4 separate regions of the Homo sapiens genome follow, and regions 1, 2 and 4 are each linked to region 3. A link is a loop called in an ENCODE intact Hi-C map of the cell type or tissue named here. Cell type or tissue: B cell. All regions are shown on one strand.

Region 1 (5,000 bases), 57 kb after region 3:
AAAGTGTGCGAAGATTGGAAAGGAAAAGTTCCACCGAGACAGAGCTTCCCAGGGATTGCAGTCAAAAACCACTAGGAAATTGAGATAGATGGTGATGCCTTTAGGAGCTTGGCCTCTGGCATCAGGCAAACCCGACCTTGAATCCCAGCTATTCACTCACCTACTGAGTGACTGAGCAATTTACTGAACCTTTCTAACCAATTCAGTTTCCTCATCTGTCAAACAAGAGTAAGGATTGAGCTCAGCTCTTAGGGCCATTGACCACATAGGAAAGTAATTTTCCTTAATAATAAGGACACATTTTTATATTATGTGCTTTTAAAAGGAGCCTTAAATAAAGAGAAGTGAGATCATTTTCCAGTGCACTTAGCATAGTAACGACAACATAGAAAGCGTTAAAAAAAATGACAGCTTAAGAAAGCAAAGGATGTGGAAACACTCACTGAAGGGCCATGGAACATGAAAGAGGGCTCTGCCTGGGCTCAGCTTCCAGGAAACTCTCAAACTCTTGCCCAGAGCATCGTGATGTAGCCATTGGAACCTCACGCAGGCGATGATGATCCTTTTACCAGATATCAGAACTTACCTAACCTTCAGCCACTTAAAAATGCTCTCTGGAAAGTATTCAACAAGGGCTTGAGAAACCAAGGAGACCCTGATGGAGGAGATGTCAAATAACGTGAGAGCCTTGTTCTGTCTAAGCTAATTTCCGGCACTTTCCAGAGAGTTAGAAGTGATTGGTCTTCGGTCTGCTCAGCTGACTTTGAAGCATTGGCCAAAGGGCTCGGGACAAGCAGGGAGAAGCTGGAAGTCGTCTATTGCCTCCACCTGGGACTGCCTCAATGTCCTTTTGTTCCAGCTGGATGTAGCCCCAGAAATAGCAGTAAAGGAAAAACATGTGATTTGAGTTTCCCCATCTCCCTTTTCTGTGCCCTCTCCCTTACCAGGGGATTTTTCCTGTGCCCAGGCACCCCATGTTTCTTGAAGTTCTGCCCCAGAGACAATTATTCCCTCCAGTGGAGTGGAGAAAACAAGAGACTTGGAATTAAAAGACACATACCCAAATCTGGATGCTTTCACATGCCAGTTCTTATCTGATTGCCCCTGAGCCTCAGTTTCCTGGAAATAGCAGTAACCACCCCACAGTAGGTAATTATTTTATTATATTATAGTACTTTAACAGATTTGGGTTTGATTTGAACAGCAGAGATAAGAAGAATTAATTTCTGCTCTTGTAGATGAAGCGAAATTTTTCAACCAGGTAAAATTCCCTAACTTGCTCACTCCATTAATTCCTCCAACCATCCATTCACTCAATAAACATGTATTCTGAGCCTACTATTGTGTTAAGTAGCACTAATTGACGAGAGCTGAAAGAGAATTCAGACCTTGGGAATGAGGCTGACAGAGAAACAGATGGTAAAGCAGGAGAGTGGCTGCGGTGTTTAAAGCAGCCCAGCAGATAAGGAAGGGAAGCATAGTGCACCCTAGAGAGCTCAGGAAGAGCATCCTGAGTGAGGAAATGCCTACCCTTAGTGTGAAGTGACGGCTTAGAGTGTAATAGGTAAAAAAAAGGCAGAGGGAAAAGAAGGCAAGGATGAGGCCGGGAGCGGTGGCTCATGCTTGTAATCCCAGCAGGTTGGGAGGCTGAGGCAGGCGGATGACTGAGGTCAAGAGTTAGAGACCAGCTTGGCCAAGGTGGTGAAACCCTGTCTCTACTAAAAATACAAAAATTAGCTGGGCGTGGTGGCATGTGCCTGTAATACCAGCTACTCAGGAGGCTGAGGCAGGAGAATCGCTTGAACCCGGGAGTCGGAGGTTGCAGTGAGCCAAGATTGCGCCACTGCACTCCAGCCAGGTGACAGAGTGAGGCTCTGTCTCAAAAAAAAAAAAAAAAAAAAAAAAAAAAAATTAAATAAATAAATAAATAATGAAGGTCAGGATGAGCTGAGAGGAAAAAAGTTAATTCAGGCAAAGAGAGGCAAGAAAGTAGAGTAAGAAAAAACAGCATTTCTGTGCTGCTAGAACATCAGAAGGTGGAAAATGATGAAAAACATAGATTTTCCTGGCACCCAAGAAACCCTCATTTTAGAAAGAGAACTCTAAAGTCAACCCCTCCTCCCAGAACTACCTCTGCAACTATCTGATCCTCCAAAGATTCCCAGGTATGTTTAATTCATGCTGAAAATGCAAGGAAAAATAAAATGTGATCGTCAAAATGTTCAAAGCTCCCTCCAAGTCTCTCTCCCATTTTCTGTCCCTTTTGTGAGCACCATCCCCCCAATGGTAGGAAGCATTTGTCTAAAAATAGCCCTTCTAAAAGACCCAATCTTTTCTGAGTTTCATAAAACATCTGCTGAACAGTTTCCTATAACTGTTTTTGGCCATTAAATCAAAGCTGGCAAAAACAATGTTCTGTTTCTGCCTTTAAAGCACAGAATCGCCATCAGGCCTTCCTCTCAGACCCAGACGACAATGGGGCCAGAAATAGCCACGGGAGGCTTTGAAACACCTAAAGGCCCGGGTCCAAGCACAGAGTTACTAGTGTCTTGTTTTTCTCTCTTTTAAAGTGGCTGTTCGTCTCCCAAGTACAGAAGAGAAACTTAGATAGGCCTAGCCTCCTGGGAGACGCTCTGCTCCCCCATGCAAATTACCACCTGCAGTGGTGGGGCGGTGTGGTTTGTGCAGCTCAGGGCTGGCAGAGAGCAGAGACCGGTAGAAGTCTCGTCCTACGTTGGCAGGGGCAGCCACACATGTGGAGTGGGCGTGGGGGTGGGCTGGCATCTGGCTGTATGGTTGCGCCTTCTCTATGTTGTGTCTATGCTGTTCACTGGGCTCCTATTTGCTCAGGTGGCACAGAACATGGGGGTTTGCAGCAACCTGTGCAAGTCCAGGGGAAAACTCACAGACACAAGGTCGAAAGATCTAGTAGGTTCTGTCCAGACTGTGCTTCCCACTAGCTGAGTGTCTTTGGCAAGACGTTTTATCTCTCTGACCCTGTCTGGGCTGCAGGCATCAGTGCAAAAACTGCTGGGCCTTGTATACCGCAGGAGGAAGCCAGGGCTTGGTATGATGCAGACAGAGGAACTGCTCAGGGCCAGGCAGTCAGGCACTAAGAGCAGCTCAGTGCTGGAGGTCGGCCGAGGGGCACGCAAGTCAATGACAGTGCTGGAACTGAGACCTCTGTCCGTGTGTACAAGACCCAGTCAGGGGCTGAAGACACATGAAACTGGATCCAGCCCCTGGAAGAAAAGAGGCTTTAGAATGCCTGCTTTCTCTAGGATAAGACTTCAGTCTGTACAGTGAACTTGAGGATTAGGTCAAAAACACCAAGGCAACCTCTTGATGCCAAGGAGTAAGAGGCCAGCACGACAGGTGAAGGGACACACGACTGAGAGATTCCAGAGCACAGGGAGTGTATCTGTGGTGCATATCTATAGGTCTCACATGGCACATGCTTTGGGTCCCAGGACTTCATACTGTCTTAAAATGGGTGACGGGGACAAAGTCATCAAACATTCAATGCCGTTGTCAGAGCTGGCTCAGAATGGAGATGAACCCACCTGTAAGCAAGGTGTGAGCAGACGGGGATGAGAGCAGCTAAGAGTGCAAGGGTGGAAGAGGGCTGGACGCAATGCACTGTGGCCCTCCTCCCCGGTCAGCTCTCCAGGCTTCTGTGCACTCTCTCCCAATTTGTACAGAATGGTCCTCACAGGCTTTGGTAGAAACTGGTTTCCATGTTCCATGTCCGTCATAATCTGTGATAGACTCATAAAACAATGGAGGATGGTCCCTGTAATCTGTGGATACAGTTAGGTGGATACCAGGTCTATAATTGCAAGAGCAAAATGAGGAGTGGGAGTGAACATGTCCTTCTCGTTGTGGATTTTCTCTGAACATAGCCAAGTAATGATCATGACAAGAGAGATGTTCACTCATTTTCTCTTTTTCTTTCCTACCTCCTTCTCTCCCTCTGTCTTTTCCTTTCATCCCTCCGTCCCCCCCCTCCCTTCCCTTCTTCCTTCCTTCCTTCCTTTCTCTATCTCATGCCAGTTTGTATTAGTAGCACTCTGAGAAGAGTTTAATTTAAAGAAAAAAAGATTAATATTTTACCCAAAACAGCAAAGCCAAAAAACTGTTAAGGTAAAGAAAAATATACTAACAGTGAAAAAAACCTTCACTTAACGCTACTGCTACCAGAAGACATGGTGCAAATTTGCTCAAAAAGGCATCATCTAGGAGATGCACGCAACATCTGAGCAAAGGATGCAAAGCCTGCCAACATTTTAGCTTGTTTGTGAAATTATTTCTGCACACTTGTCACTTTTTGAAGCAAAATGTGAGGTCTATTTATAGATCTATATTTATTTGATAGAATAGCATTGAATGGGCTGCTTTAGGGATTGCCTGTTGCAAATTAACTCCGTGTGTGTGTGTGTGTGTGTGTGTGTGTGTGTGTGTGCGTGTGTGTGAACTTGGGATGCAGTAATGAATAGCTTGGGCTGTGCTCATAGCTCCTGCGTTCCCACCCCATTCAAAACCTACCCCTCACTCTTTCCTGGCAGCCACGCACAGACTCCCAGACCAGAGCTTGGACCTGCATAGTGCCTCAGATGAGCACAGCATGTCAGCTACTAGTATAAGCAAAAGCTCAGCCAGGAAGAGGAAAGGAATGGGGCATCAGGTGGGCCAAAATGCTTGCATCCAATATTGTAACTGGGGGGAAAGTTTCACAGATGACCATTTTAAAATGAATTCAGTCAGTTTGCCATTTGGTTCTCATCCTGCCTATCCAGGGAGATGAAAGATCAGCCCCCAGTTTTCAAATATTATATTGGACCATGCAATAACAACAAAGTTGAGTAAGACTCTGGGTTTGCCCAACTTCTGGTCCCAGGCTCCTGTCCCAGCCAGCCCTCCTGCCCAGCCTCTCTATGCTGCTGTGCTCCAGCAAGCATAGCTGTGGCTGTGATGTGCACAAGACACACGTGGAGTGGTCC
Region 2 (5,000 bases), 82 kb before region 3:
ATATCTTACTGAGCCATATATCCTCAATGCCAGGTATGATAGCTTGTCTTCAGCAGGTACTCATTAAATATTTTCTAAATTACATTACTGAAACAAACCTCCTCTGAAGAAAGGCATATGGATTAGAAAGTCCGCTCAAATGGCTTCTCTCTATTAAACAATATTTGGGGCCAAACAATATGGGTGACCCTCAGGCTGCATTTCATCAACGTGTTCCCAAAAATGAAAATGACTACCTGTCCTTTGGGAGTTAATTTGCTACTTTAAGAAGCTAATCCCTTTAGCTCTATTCTAAAAGTCAAATCAAATACCTCGGTGTGGGCAGGACACCACATTTATTTTAACCTATGAAACTCTCATGGTTGGTCACCCTTGCAATAGGGCTGACTCTGCCCTGATAGCACACATCTGGCAGGTGGCCCTAAAACAGAGGAACAGGCCTGCTGGCCCCTCCCTTCCAGCCAGGTGTCTCTACCCACAGCCAAACGATGATGGCAAAAACAGAACATTCGAATCCAGAAATGACCCATCTGTTCACAAGTGTATCAATCTGCCTTTCATGCTACCACAGGAGGACGCACCTCTGAGGGTGGGGTGGGTGACTCCCCAGTCCAAGCATCACCCCTTTCTGTCAACCCTCTTCTAAATCACCATTCACAAAGGCCCCTAAATCTCCTGATTTCCATTAAGTTTAAGGACAAAACAGAAAACATCCTGACAGTTTCTTGGCCTCTGGACCAAGCTCAACCTGAAGCTGCACAAAGTCTTGTTGCCTGAGGATGAATAACTCAAGAAACTGTATTGCTGGACTGACTGGCAATCAAGACCCTGAGAAAATTATTTTAAGAAGATTAAGGGCCAGGAGTGCTTGATATTTTGGCTGAGTTCTATGTCTCTCATTTCTTCTGAGTTGTATATTTTCTTTGCCCCACCCTGACCCAATCTTATCTCATCTCTAACACACTCCATGTATAACATTCTATAACTGGCCAATACGGCCGTGGTTTAAAGACTCACTCTGTGTCAGTATATTCTATAAACGTGTTCCTGTATCAGTGGCTAATAACTCAAGGGCAGTGATTGGGAATATAACTTCCAATAATTCAACTCAAACAACAAAGAACATTCTGACAGGTGTTTGGAAAGCATACTTGCTGAACACGATGATGAACAAACAACAACTTTATAAACTTGTATTTGTTGCTGAGATAGCCAGTATCTAACCATGAAAAAGAGTGAGAAAACAGCTCTCAAATCAGTTAAAACCAGTCTTTGACTGCCGAGTTCATGTCTCTTGCATGTTAGATCAAAAACGAAAGGAGGAGGAGTGTCAAAAAATTTAAAAATAAAAGCCATTTTACATGTCAGGCAGTGGAGTACTGAGTGATGACGGCATCCTATAAAATTAAAATATATGATGCCTGTGGGAAAGCCCCGGGTAGGGAGTTGAGGGTACGAGGCTTTGATATCAGTTCTTACCTGAATCACCATATGCAATCTTATGCAACTCATTTAATCTCTCTGGGCTTTACTTTTTCCTTTCCTAAAATGGAAATAGTAATCTCTGCTTCTCTTTAGTTTATAAAAATGTAAATTAAGTCCTTATTACAAAAATCTGCATATATACATATATATAGACAGAGAGAGAGAAAGACACTTAAAGAGGTGAACAATTTAGGAGCAACTGAATATACAATAATGGAATTACAAAGAAGAATGAAACAACAGAAAATATATTTTTAAAAACAATTTTCAGTAAAAAACAAGAAAAAAGATGCATTTAAAAAAAATTGTAAAAGCACTAGAAAAAATCTAATTAGACTTCCAAGGATTAAATTGGCCTTCGTATGGCAACTTTGAAAAAGTAGAAAGTTGGAGGTTAAGGAAAAAAAAGTTACAGTATACGAATGTAAAAATTTTTAATATTTTCAATGAGAATAAGCATTTAGGACTTTTTTAAGTTAGGGAAGACTCTGAAATCCTTGTTCCCATGTTAAAAGTGCACACGCACCAAAAGAGACAGCAGATGCAAACTGCTTTGCAAGTGAAAGTATCACAGGCATATATGGTTTAGGGAAATCTTGGCCACAGATGGACTTAGATCCTCTTTTCCCGATGCACCTTTTTCCTTAGTTATTCATGTCCCTCACCAAGTATTCTTCACCTAAGTATTGTATAGAGCTCACCTAGAGCAAGTTCAACACCGTTCCCCACAAATGCCAATAGTTTGGGCCCAAAGAGACGGGTCCCACCAGCATTAACTGGGGTTCAAGCAGAACCTCTTGTCCAGCCATCAGGGCCCAAGACAGGCTTGACAGCAAGACCAGGTGGCTGGCAACTGGCCAGTGGAGTCCTCCCACCTGGAACAGGGTTAAGTGAGGCTTATTTGGCCAGTCTGACTTGGGTCTGAGAACAAGACAGTTACACATTTTTAGGGTATGAGGGAAAGACCTTTGTTTTTGCTCTGGCTCTGCACACCTGCAAGTGCTCAAGTACACATGTGTGGGGGCGGCAGCAGGAGAAAGGGGACTGTTCCTCTCTTAAAGGGGCAGTCTCTATTCAAATGCAACCACCTCTTTCTTCTAAACCCATCAGTAACTCTGTCTAACACATTCAAGCTAACACTCAGACACAAACTTGGACAGTGAGCCAGTGAAGCTCAAGTCAGGAAGTGGGTTTCTTTATAGCTCTTTCCTCCTGATGTCTTCTAGGTAACCGGTTCTTTTAAGAAGTCACCAGAGATGGGTTAGGTTTGGATTTGGGGGAAGGGGATAAGAATTTTGTTATAAACCAAAGAAAAGGTTTTTCCAGCCACTATAAATGTACAAAGAAAAATCTTCCTAAGTGTGTAGGTAATGAGAAGAAAGAAAGATATGTTCACTGATCAGGGTTAGAAAACAGGACTTTAGAAGTCTGAAGATTATAGTCTTTTCTCAGTAGGATTCTCAACTTGCTCTCTGGAATTTATTTTATCCTAGGGGTTAAGTTTTCCCTGCATGTCAACAATGAGAGAAATCACTAGTTAGGTATAATAGAATCCTTGGAAGGTAGTTGAACTAGATCCTAAGTGATCATTTGCACACCGAATTTTGTAAGCATTTATCCAGCATATAATCTCTGAACACTCCTCAAACGTAGCCAGAGTGTGTTGAATAGCAAAACACAATATTAACAACTGCATGGAGGTAGCGGAACAAGTACTTTTTGTTTCACCATAACGTGATAAGCTGAAAGTGTCCTACCTACGCCTTTAAAGAAAAAAAGAACAGAGAACCTAGCCTTGAGAGGCCTCCATAAGAAACTCCACCGCCTCAGCTCTGAATGTCAAACACCTCCACAGACCTGTGCCCTGTGAGCATCTCCAACAAAGCAAGTCCCATCCTTGTTTCAGAGTTTAAACTTTCACATTCAATCACTCTAGGAGAACTTTCACTCTCATTATCTCTCAGGGAGAGGTGAGTCATACAAAAGACAATAAAGTTTGGGGAGTTACAGTCAACAACATGCATTGAACTCAGAAGCCCATCACGGACTACTGAGAGTGTCGGGACACATGGTCTTGAGTCCTGCCACATGGAAAAGCTGTGCTGGTCTCAACAAGCCATGTTTACAGCTCAGGTCCCTGCAGCTGTCACACTACCTGTTCTACTCAGTTCTCCTGCTTCAGGGAACATAATTGACTGGCTCTACCATGTCCACACCAGCACCCCTCATCCTGGGGACTGCTCCAGCCAGGGACTGAGCACAGTGAGGGCATGCAGGTCCACCCCTGTGAGACACAGAGCTCCTCCAGCAGACGACCTTGACCCAAAGATCCCCTGGGCCCAGCCAAAGTTTTCTTAGAATGGAGCTGCAGTTGAGGGCTCTTTCTACCCAAATCTCCTCCTTCCAGACCTGCAGCATGGTCTGAAGGTTCCGCTGCCTTCTCTTCGCTGCCTTTTTTTCCTTCATAGATGCTCCTTCCGTAAACATCTTGCACATCTAATCATGTCTTGGCACCTGCTTTCCGGCACACTCAAACTAACACAGTATTTTGAATATTTTCTGACATGTGAAAACCCTGAAAGTCATCTTATTTGTTGTTTGCTGTGTAACATTGGGCTAGACCTCCTCCTCTAAAAAGAAAAAAAAAAGTCTCGATTCCCTCATTTATACAATGGGCATAACAGAAACTTCCTCATGTGATATTTGGTGAAGGATTTAAAAAGTCAGTGTATATGAAGGAGTCTAAGCACACAGTAGGAACTTAATACATCTGGGATTGAGCTAAATAATTGAAAAGACCTAATTATTATTAAATGCCTGCTACGCCCCATGACACTGCCAGCAATTACTGCAATTCTATAAGTAAAATGCGTTGTTCCCTGGCCTCAAGGAACTTAGAATTATACTGGAAAAATAAAAGGTTTGGAGAATACTATGGAATGTAGGTGACAGCTAGCACTTAGAGCCTAGCTTCCTGTATACCCAGCACTGCTCCAAGTGCTCTCCATAAACTAATTCATTAGTTCTCACAACAAGCCTATGGTATAGAAACTATTATTACTGCCATTTGCAGATGAGAAAACAGATACAGAGATGTTAGCTTGCCAAAGGTTACACAGCTGCTCACTGGCAGGGCCTGACTCCATGCTCTCAATTCTACAGGGATGGCCCCTGAATGTTGCCCTTGGTAAAACTGCATGGGATGACCACTCTTTCTTGTGTTTAACTTGGACTTCTCTACCTGCAGGCATCCCCAAGTGACTGATGGGGTGCTGATGAGTGCTCCAACCTGCAGGCATCACATGCAAGTCACCTTAGGGAGACAGGAAGGGCAGCGCTTCTCTTGAATGAGCCTCTACAAAGAGCAGCAGCTGCTCACTCTCTGCAGCAGGGGAGGCCGTCCAGAGAAAAGAAAGAAGTGCCAAGGGGGCAAAGGCAGGGTCATCTGGGACACCTGGCAGGGCCTTTCCCAACAGAGGTGATGGGGAGTTTCCGAGGCCTGTTGTTTAAAGGCA
Region 3 (5,000 bases):
ACCGTTCTGTTCTGAAGAACAAAGAACCTGACACACACCCTTTAGAAAAGAAAAGCACACCCTGAATGAGGAAAGAAGAGAGGGGTGCAGCAGATGATAGTCTGAAACACCATTCTGTAAAACCACAGACCTGCCATAAGAATAAACATTTCAGAGCAAGGTGAGTCTCCATTTAACAAGTCTCTCTGGCACTCCCTCAGCGCTCTCAACACTTAAAAGCCAAATTGGAGGCATCTGTGCTTCCTGCTGAGACATCCCACCTGGTTGTGGATAGCCCTTTCCAAACACTGGCCCAGGTTTGATCTCTCCCAGCCGCTAGGCCATATGAGAAAGCCCCAGGAGGGACTATGAACTCGGAATCTCAGCGTATCTCCCACTTGAACTTCCAAAGTTTATTTGGGAAAGACATTCTTTAGTTCCACCATTTTGTTAGTAAATTTGTTTTAGAGATTTTAGTGAGATCCAAAGCCACACATTAATACTGCCAAACTTTATGTCATAAATAAGTGTAATATTTCACATGGAAACCATTTGCTCTAGCATGTAAATGTACACCCACACACACACTTGCATAGAAGTTGTTTTAAAGGAGAACTGAGGCTTCCCCTTTTCCATGTATTTTCTCAGTATCCCGGGCATGGCACTGGTCACCAAACGTGTTCAACCAATCAGTGGGTCACTCTCTGACTCAATGAAACCCAGTTTGGACTCCCAAAATGCACTTTGGGTCAATGAGTCATAATAGCAAATATTCATATCAGGCTTGCTAAGTGACGGCACTGTTTTATGCTTTACACATACTAACTTAGTGGTTCTCAAAGTGTGATCTCTAGACCAGCAGCATCAGCAGCACCTGAGAACTTGTTAGAAATGCAAATTTTTGAGCCTTAGCCTAGAATCACTGAATCAGAAACCCTGGGGGTAGAACTCCATAACCAGTGTCTTAACAAACCCTAAAGTGATTCTCATGTACCCTGGGAGTTTCTGCTTCGATAAGTCTGGGGTACGGCTCGAGATTTTGCATTTCTAACAAGTTCTCAGATGATAGTGATGCTGCTGGTCTGGGGACCATGCTTGGAGAATCATTGGTATAGATCCGGAAACTGGGTTACAAGATTAAGTTGTCTAAGGTCACACAGTTATAACGGAAGAGCTGATGCAAACACAAGCAACCTGGGTCCAGCGTCTGGGTTCTTTCCTACTACACTAAATAGATGTCCTTTCTCATGAAGAATGGGAAGTGGCAGATAGGCTGTGAATGTGGTTGAGTGAAGGTTTTACTGTGTTCAGTGACCAAAGACATAGCAAACTGCATTCTACAAGAAAAAGTATTGTCTTGTTTCTCAAATCAATCAAAGACCATGGTAATAAGACTATAGGTTCCTCCTCATGAAGGTAAGTTGTGTTTCCTATGTTCTCTAGCTCCAGGCTGCTTCCCAGCTCTAAGCAAGTATTTTGCAAAAGTGTACTTTGCTCACAACATCACATCCATAAGTTTGGCTGATTTCAGACAAATCCATCCTTGAAATGAAAAATAATTTGATACTATAACACTTTGGAAGAGTGCTAAGTAAGCATCGTATTTTCTGATATGAACTATGACCATTCATGAGCATCATAAGGGTGAAGTTGAAATCAAATATGGACCGCTGGCATTGATGGGATGGACGAGGTCTTGTGTCCTGTGTGCTCAGCTGGGTCTCTGATGTCGGTTTTGGAAAACAGGCAGTGTCTGACTTCAGCTAGGTCTAGGCACCACTCTGAGGCTCGCTACCGTTACCCTGTGTATCCAACAGGACTGTGGGTAGGAACCAGTCATGACAGTTAATGACGGTAAAACGTCAGTGAGCTCTTAGAGACAGGAGCAAGAAACTGAAACGTAAAAATGATTCTTGTTATGGTGGTTGGAGAGAAAGGGCTGAGGTTGAGGGACAGAATAGAGGAAGGGAGCAGAGAGGAGGCAGGGTCAGTGGCTCCACTCCAGTCAGACTATAAACAGCAACAGACATTTCAGCCGTGTCTTGTGTAAGAGGCTCCATTGATTCACAAGGTTCCCTAACAGAAGGATGACGAGAAGCTGAGACAGAAAGGGCCCATTCATTCATGCAGAACACCAGCACTCAGCCCCATTGGCTCTCGCTAATGGCTCCAGGCTGATAGGGAGGAGGGGGAAGAGGCGGACGGTAGGAGGAGGTAGAAATGAAAGAAAATGATGACTACAAGATTGTTGTGAAGAAATGTACAGCTGCACAGGCAATTGCATGCAAATGTGGCTTCCCTTTTTAGCTGTATAGCTAATGTCCTCAGATTCATCTATTTTTCTCTTTCATGTTATCTTCCCCTCCTGTTCTTGCCTTGTCTTTTTCTGGGCTCCCCACTTTTTTTCCCTTTCCCATTCATCTTTCATCTTCCTTTCCCATTATTCCCTACCATGCTACTAATATCCACCTTTATTTTCTGTCCATTTTCACACATCTCTTCTTTCTTCCACCATACCCGCTTTATCATCTATTTTGTCCAATCGATTCCCGACAGACCTTGGCGCTTTAGTATTCTCTCCCACTCACCTGATAAGTCTTTCCCTCATTCATACTTTCTCTCTGCTTGATTCTCTCTTCCCCTTCCCTCCACACTCCCGCCACCCTCCTCCTCCTCCTCCTCAGCCTCTGCCCCTTCGTGAATAGGAACAACATTCTGAAAAGGCTTGCTCATTCCTTGATGGCCCCTCCTGTCAGTGTTCTCTGCACTGACAGATGTGTAGTCCTTGGAAAAGAAGTTCATTCATCCCTTCTGAGAGCATGAACGTGAAGGGGGAGCAGTGGTGGGCAGTAGCCATGAGACGGAGGACGGGAAGGAAACTGAAGTTATAAATAGGATAAAAGAAGATGAAAAAAATGTCGAGTATTTTTTCTCTTTCTTTATATTCAACACATCTCCAAGGAAATGTACCACAGCTGGAGAAATCACTGGTTGGTCTATGTCTTCATCTCCCTTCCCTATAACCCCACAATCCCCGTCCAAACAACACCCATCGCTGAGGAGAGCTGGACCACAGCCCAGAAATAATCCCTCCAACTCCTTCGTCTGGGAAGCTCAAAAGTTAAAGGAGGGGCTAGAAAGGCTCAGGGTTCTTGCCAAACATTTCCATCAGAGGGAGTATAGGACAGTGGGAACTACAACCATCACATTTGTGAAGAGATTGCCCCCAACTGGTAGAGGCCACACCCCGATGGAAGCTGTGTACCATCTCTGAGCTGCAGTTGATGGCAACCCAGGTCATTCTAGGAATGGTTATTATATGCCCCAATCTTCTCAACCTACCAAAAGCTGGGGTGACCCCAGCTTCCTTCTTGCAACTATAAACTATGAGAAGAAGATGATATTACCCTGCTATAAGTCCTTGCATTTTAAAGCTGTTCTTCATATGCTTCCCAGACACTGTCTCATAGGCCATGAAATAAAAACATCTTTACCTTTGAGAAACTTGACAAAGAGCAGCATGAAAAATCATCTCCACTTGGGAGTTTATGTACTTCAGTTTAAGGAAAAGGAAGGCCATGTCTCTTTGCTATGAAGAAGAGACATTCTGATCTTCAGGCTATGAGCAAATGGAGAAGGCCTCAGATGTTAATAAGATGTAACTTGTAGCAAGCAGAGACCATCGAGAGCTGCAAGTGTTAAAGCAAGGCAGCTTTAATCTCAGTTGCATTGGGAGATATAAGACTTAAGCCTTGTGGCATTAATAGGATTCAAGAATTATACAAATATAAATACAGCCATTTTGACCTTTTGCTTATACAAACAAAACCTATTTTGTTTAGAATTTTAAAGGATCACTTTTCTCATGTCCTCAAATTTTTAGTCCTTAAGTCTGACGTGTGAGCAGGTACAAAATCCTCCTGGCTCCCTTGTGAAATGGATAGGTAGCTGAGACATTTGTATTTATGCTTAGAAGAACTGAGATACCAAGCAGAAAGTGACAGCATAAATATTATTATGTCTACAATCCAGGACAGTGCCAAAGAATACCTCAAAGATCAATGGCTATTGAGTCAAGGGAACATGGGACACAGGAATCTATTTCATTCTGCCCTGGAGAGAAACCAGGCAAATGGAAAGCTACTCCCCATGCCTCCTCACCCACCATACACACAGCCCATGGAGTGCCACAGCATCTTGCCCTGCGTCTGTTTATTCCTGATGAGCAATAAAGCATGGGCAACAAAGCAAACATTTATTTTACTTCTCCACTGTTATTTAAGTAATTGACCAAAGAATGTTGTGGGGTAAAATAACACTGAACCAAAAAGTAGCCTTCAAGTTAGTGACTCCCCCTGCCATGCCCTGCCCAGGTCTTTCCCCAGAATTACATTTTCCCAACATGTAAGAGTAATGACATTTTTATGCTAAGAATTCATCCTGGGAGAAAACACAGATTTTGACTAGCTATTTGGTATTCAAATATGTTATCATAACATGGTCTCATGTGAAAGTGAACTTAATATCTGAATTGATCATTTCAAAATTCCCAAATTCAAATTTAATGGTTTTTGTTTAAAAACAAAACAAAACAAACAAAAAAAAAACACTAGCTGGTAAACCAAGAACTAGTGGAATTTGTGAGAAACAGAGTGTCTCCTGAAAACAGCATGGAGATGAGGACTTCAGATTCCTGAGGTCCCTGGGAATGCAGATCCATTGATTTGAGAGTTCTCTGGAGGAGACTCCCACTCACCAGAGGGCAGCACTGCCACCAGCAAGTGGAAGGAGAGAAGGGAGAGAGAGACAGAGGAAAAAGAATTGGGATCCAGGTGGGCATGGACAGAGAGGCCAGGAACAATGGAAACAGATGATCATCGAAAGAAAGCATGTTCTCTAAGAAGGCCGAGCAATTCACACACCTCTGTTTATCCAGCTCAGACTCTGTGACTGCAAAACTTCTAGGCTCTCTGACAACAGCCAAAACGGGTGTCAGGAAATGCAGGATAGGCAAAACTATT
Region 4 (5,000 bases), 200 kb after region 3:
CTCCTCCTACAATGTTGCCACTTGATTGGAGTTTCCTTGATTGTGAACTACATTCTTAAGGAAACTTCTATTCCAAAATGAGTTCAAACTGGTTTTGTGCCCTTTCTACACCTACACTCTATCTCATCACTTGTTTTTTTCTAGCTGTGTACCACTCACTTCCTTAAGAAGTCTCTCCTGGGTCTGCCTCCAGAACCGCTGGCTTTGTGTTCTCTGTGTATTCTCTTTGCTGTGAGTCTTGATTTTGCCGTCTGCATGTCCCCTTGGCCAGGACAATCCTGTGTTCCCTGTTGCCTGGTCCACCCTCCTTAGGATAATGATGGGAGGAACTTTTTGCCCATCTATGGAGCATCACTGTGCCCAGCCCTGCCTCCCGGGCTTCTTTGCCTCTGATATTCTGTCATCTTCTCCCCCAACCTAGAAGAGGGAAGGGAAAGAAATTATTTTACTGGAAACTCCAAGGTTCATGAATGATAAACTAAGAACGTAAGCCATTCTCTACAGCAGAAGATGCTACCTGATTCCTGAAATGTCATCTGTTTTTGTAGCAGGACTGTGGTACATGTTCTTCACTCTTATCACCAAAAGACACTTAGGGGTCATAGGTGGTAATGTGTCCTCTGCTTCCAGTGCGGAGCTCAAGGAATTTCATGGAGTCAGGGACAGCTGTCTGAAAGGTTGCAATGTCACCCTTTTCAGCTCAGAACCATAATTCCTTGAGCCCAGATAACAGTTCAAAATTTAGGATATGAAGCCAAAGCTGAACTCTAGCTGAAATCAAGAGTGGATATAATAACCAAGAAACAAATGGTTCTGACAAGCACAGCTTTACTCTGAGCATGACTCAAGGGCATCTGGTAGAAAATGAAGAAGGATCCCAGCAGATGTTAGGGCTAGGGAGATCCCCTCGGTTGGGGGATGTAAGTGTTTTAATATTGTGTGGGCAACTCTGCTTTGAATGTATGTCTGGAGGCACCTACACCATCCAAAGCCTTCTGGTGCAAAAGCAGGACTCCTAGAGTATATTCCAGTATTTTTTCCCTGATCCCAGCTGAAAACAGCCATAGAAGAGCCTCCCTTTTTGAATTATGGCTGTCTGTCCGCTGGGGTGGAGAATGGCCCTGGGAGACAAGAGACAGCCCATGGAGCAGGTTGTAATTCTACAGGCATATGAAGAGCATTCATTCTGAAGAAGACATTCAATTCAGGAATGTGAATTACACAAGGAAGGTAGACAAATCCCAGCTTTAACAAGTGCTGTTCACCTATCACTACATTTTCAAGTAAAGGTGGTGTATCCATTTGCTAGGGTTTCCATAACAACATACCAGGGCTGAGTGGCTTAAGCAAAAGAAATTTATTTGCTCAGAGTTCTGGAGACTGGAAGTCCAAGATCAGGGTGCCAGCAGGGTTGGTTTTCCTCAGAGGCCTCTCTCCTTGGCTTGCCAATGACTGCTGTGTCCTCACATGGCAGCCCCTCTGTGCACACACTCCCCTGGGGGCTCTCTGTGTGTCCAAATTCCCTCTTCTTATAAGAACACCAGTCATATTGGATTAGAACCCACCCTATCAGCCTCATTTCACCTTACCTCCTTAAAGGTCCTATCTCCAAATACAATCACATTCTGAGTACTGCGGGTAAGGGCTTCAGCATATGAATTTTGTGAGGACACAAGGCAGCCCCTAACAGGTGGCCTAAGAGAATCTTTGTTTGAATGCTAATAATCATGATACCTAACATGTTCTGAGTGTGACTCACTATGTGCCAGAGACTTCTAAGTACTTTGCATGTATTATCACAACTATTATCACAATTATAGATTATATAATTATTGATTATATAGATTATAGATCAATTATAGATGACTACCATCTTCTCTGAAGACTTACTTTGGTGTAATTATGTGACTGTAGTGAACACTATGCCCTGGTCCCTGACCTTGGATGCCTGTGATTCGATGAGACATGGAATAATGGGAGACTCTTACCCTCATGTTTTGATTGGTAGCAGATCTCCGGAATGTGCAAAGTTTTTTAGTTGTCGTTGTTGTTGTTGTTTCGAGACTGTCGCCCAGGCTGAATGCAATGGCACGATCACGGCTCACTGCAGCCTCTACTTCCGGGGCTCAAGTGATCCTCCCACCTCAGCCTCCCAAGTAGCTGGGCACATGCCACCATATCTAGCTAATTTTTTCTTTCTTTCTTTCTTTCTTTCTTTCTTTCTTTCTTTCTTTCTTTCTTTCTTTCTTTCTTTCTTTCTCTCTTTCTGTTTTTGTAGAAACACAGTTTTGCCACATTGCCCAGGCTAGTTTAGAACTCCTGGACTCAATAGATTCTCCCACCTCAGGCTCCCAAAATGCTGGGATTACAGGCATGAGCCACCATGCCTGGCCAAGGCTTCTTTTCTTAATCCATGATCTCCCAAAGTCACACCCAAGTCAGTGATGGGATAATATGAGTGGGAGGACCCAACAACCTCTTTTGGAGGGTCTTGCCCTGACTGGCACTTCACGTGTCTGAGGTTCCTCTTTCGTCCTTTGGCTGGCTGAGTCATCAACATTGAGATCTACAGGATGCACCAGCACCTCCTAGAGGGCCCTCAGCAAACCACTGAGCATTTCTTACAAGCTACACCCCCACACCAGATCTTCTCATTTAATCCACCTATCGACTCTGTGCTAAAACTATTTTTATCCCTGTTACAAATAAGGAAACTGAAATTGGCCTGGCCACAGCCATGGGCACCACCCTTCCCTTGTGTGACCTTGAGCAGCACACCTAGCCTCTCTGGGTGGATCTCACTGGCCTTGCCTGGAAAATAAATGCTGGATCTCATCTCCCCTTCATTGCTGATGACTCCACTCAGCTCGTAAGAGGCATTTCTGCTTATGCCTGGAAAAATCTAGCATTCACACACCACCACAATACTATATTCCATGCCAAGTCACCACTATTCTTGGCCTCCCTATCCCCACCCTCCTTTTTGGGGGTCCCAGACTACAGAACCAATAAACAAACCCACTTTCATGATTCCTCCATCCCCACTCCACTGCCCAAAGTCCCTCCTCACCCAGGTAACCTGCAAACACCCATCTGGTTTGCATAAGGGCAAACCTGCCCCCTGGAGTGTGAGTCAAACAGGAACTTCCAGACAAGCTGTCCTGGGGCAGCCCTGGGCCACCTTGCCAGCTCAAAGCAAGAGTGTCACTTGCTTGGGTGAAGAGTGACACTGGGCTTTCTGTCTCTTCTCTGGCCCTGCAGGAGGCTCTGTCGGTGGTGAGCGACGACCAGTCCCTCTTTGACTCAGCGTACGGAGCGGCAGCCCATCTCCCCAAGGCCGACATGACTGCCTCGGGGAGTCCTGACTACGGGCAGCCCCACAAGATCAACCCCCTCCCACCACAGCAGGAGTGGATCAATCAGCCAGTGAGGGTCAACGTCAAGCGGGAGTATGACCACATGAATGGATCCAGGTAAGCTCACCAGGCCTGTGCAGGATTGGGGGAAGGCACAAAGTCGCCAGATCTGCAGCAAGTGGCTTCTGGCACTTAAGGTTTTTGCAGCAGATGGGGCTCTAGAGCTGGGCCAGGAAGCCTGTGTCAGTCCCTAGAGAGCTAAGGCAGAGAGGGCCACAGACTGATGATGGGGTGGAGTAGGGCTAGGAAGCCCCCCTGCCTCTCTGGGGCCCACGAAGCCCTCAGAGGCCAGGTAGGAGTCAGGCCCCAAGCGCCTATGCAGACACTCGTGGAACACTTATTTCTTGTTAATCCCAGGCCCAGGTCCAGTCCTGTTGGGGACAGCTTAGCAATAAGCTACTCTTCCCTGTCCTGTTGAAGATACTTAACCCCTCTGGGCAGGTCTCAGCAGAGCAAAGGTGACCAAACCATTCTTTAGTAAGAGTGGAGAAGGGATGAGGAAGGTGTCTACCTTCCTGTGGGGGCTCACTGTGTCTGGGAGGGGGCAGGCACCTGGAAGGCGTGCATGAAGTGGGTACAATACTGGGTCAGTTCGGGCTTTGCTTGTAGAAATGGAGACAGGAGGGTCCAGGGAGAGAAAATCACAGGGTCATGGAAGAGGACAGTGGACAGGCGGCCTCAGTTTTGCGTCCTGCCTCTGCCCCTTGGGCAAGTCATCGAAACCCCTCAGAGCACCAGCTTTCTCCCTTCTCAAACAGGACTGGGATATTCACTTCCTTATGGTCCTTACTCTAGCGTTACTCTGATGCCTCAGGGAAAGGACCTGGGATGGTGCCTGAGACGCGTTAGGAAAGTGCTCTATAGTGACAGTGATTGTTATGAGCAAAGACTTGAAAGACAGAGAACATCAGTCTTATTCACAAAATATCAGATAATCTACTGGGCCAAAGGCACAAAGAGATGAAAATAAAAAGCAACAGAGGGCCCTGAATGGCAGGCTGAAAACATGTGCCATTTATTCCACAGCCAGAGGCTGACTTTGAGCACCGATGTGACATTTAACCCAGAGGCTGACTTTGAGCACAGACGTGACATTTAACCTCATCAGAGCAGTGACTTAAGACTAGCGAGCTGACAGTCCTTGCGCACAGACGGTAGGATGGGAGAGTCAGAAAGACAAGTGAAGAAGTTAGTAAAATATCCCAGATAGGAAATAATGAAGTTCGGAACTAAGTGATGATAGTGATTTTGGAAAGTGAAAAGGACAGATACATAAGGGCGATAGCAAAGAGATGATTAACAGGGCTTAGGTGAGTAAAGTGTGAATGAAGGGGGTGCATGACAGGAAAGAATCAAAGGCGACTAAAGCCTGCACATTTTAAAGGCTGGTGCTGTGAGCAGCCGCAGAAAGGTGGCACAGGAAATGCTTTAGGATGGGATGTCAGTGTTCTCTTTGAGATTCCTTGTGAGCAATGGGTAGAACATCCAGATAAAAACGTCTACTAGGCTTTGGGAACTGAAGCTCAGATAATCTTTCAGGCCTGGAATTTACGTTTGGGCATCATCTCTAAGGAGTCTGAACTG

Evidence for each region. Peaks named below come from ENCODE experiments on the same cell type or tissue, not always from the same donor. Only the 100,000 strongest peaks of a DNase experiment are listed, where the experiment ranks them.
Region 1: it touches region 3 in a loop (7-fold over the local background); 37 of 110 quality-filtered maps call a loop at or near these places.
Region 2: it touches region 3 in a loop (6-fold over the local background); 5 of 110 quality-filtered maps call a loop at or near these places.
Region 4: it touches region 3 in a loop (2.6-fold over the local background); 3 of 110 quality-filtered maps call a loop at or near these places.

Annotation. Positions count from the first base shown.
Region 1 is chr11:128,608,450-128,613,449 of GRCh38, forward strand. It overlaps LOC105369568 (a long non-coding RNA gene), which reads right to left. Exons shown (of 7, transcript XR_001748441.1): 4 at 3,564-3,800. Among named protein-coding and RNA genes, the nearest start is that of ETS1, 23 kb to the left of the region's middle. RefSeq lists a cis regulatory region at 1,971-3,620 and enhancers at 2,234-2,777, 2,238-2,357. In B cell, no CTCF peak of the experiment used is centred here; a DNase peak (open chromatin) is centred at 2,732; H3K4me3 peaks cover 1,665 bases; H3K27ac peaks cover 5,000 bases.
Region 2 is chr11:128,468,911-128,473,910 of GRCh38, forward strand. The region is part of intron 8 of ETS1 (ETS proto-oncogene 1, transcription factor); the gene reads right to left. Among named protein-coding and RNA genes, the nearest start is that of MIR6090, 51 kb to the right of the region's middle. RefSeq lists enhancers at 634-793, 844-963, 1,264-1,313, 1,324-1,423, 2,242-2,361 and 1 more. In B cell, no CTCF peak of the experiment used is centred here; DNase peaks (open chromatin) are centred at 451, 2,541, 3,411, 4,911 and 2 weaker places; H3K4me3 peaks cover 2,939 bases; H3K27ac peaks cover 5,000 bases.
Region 3 is chr11:128,551,054-128,556,053 of GRCh38, forward strand. The region is part of intron 3 of ETS1 (ETS proto-oncogene 1, transcription factor); the gene reads right to left. Among named protein-coding and RNA genes, the nearest start is that of ETS1-AS1, 27 kb to the left of the region's middle. RefSeq lists enhancers at 1-497, 1,379-1,448, 1,561-1,650, 1,861-2,120, 2,131-2,240 and a cis regulatory region at 1,852-2,352. In B cell, a CTCF peak has its summit at 2,384; DNase peaks (open chromatin) are centred at 288, 968, 2,068 and 3,151; H3K4me3 peaks cover 3,069 bases; H3K27ac peaks cover 4,321 bases.
Region 4 is chr11:128,754,854-128,759,853 of GRCh38, forward strand. It overlaps FLI1 (Fli-1 proto-oncogene, ETS transcription factor), which reads left to right. Exons shown (of 9, transcript NM_002017.5): 2 at 3,262-3,473. Among named protein-coding and RNA genes, the nearest start is that of SENCR, 61 kb to the left of the region's middle. RefSeq lists a silencer at 826-945 and enhancers at 2,572-2,831, 2,888-3,388, 3,389-3,889. In B cell, CTCF peaks have their summits at 2,596 and 2,797; DNase peaks (open chromatin) are centred at 2,568, 3,168 and 3,551; H3K4me3 peaks cover 1,119 bases; H3K27ac peaks cover 3,656 bases.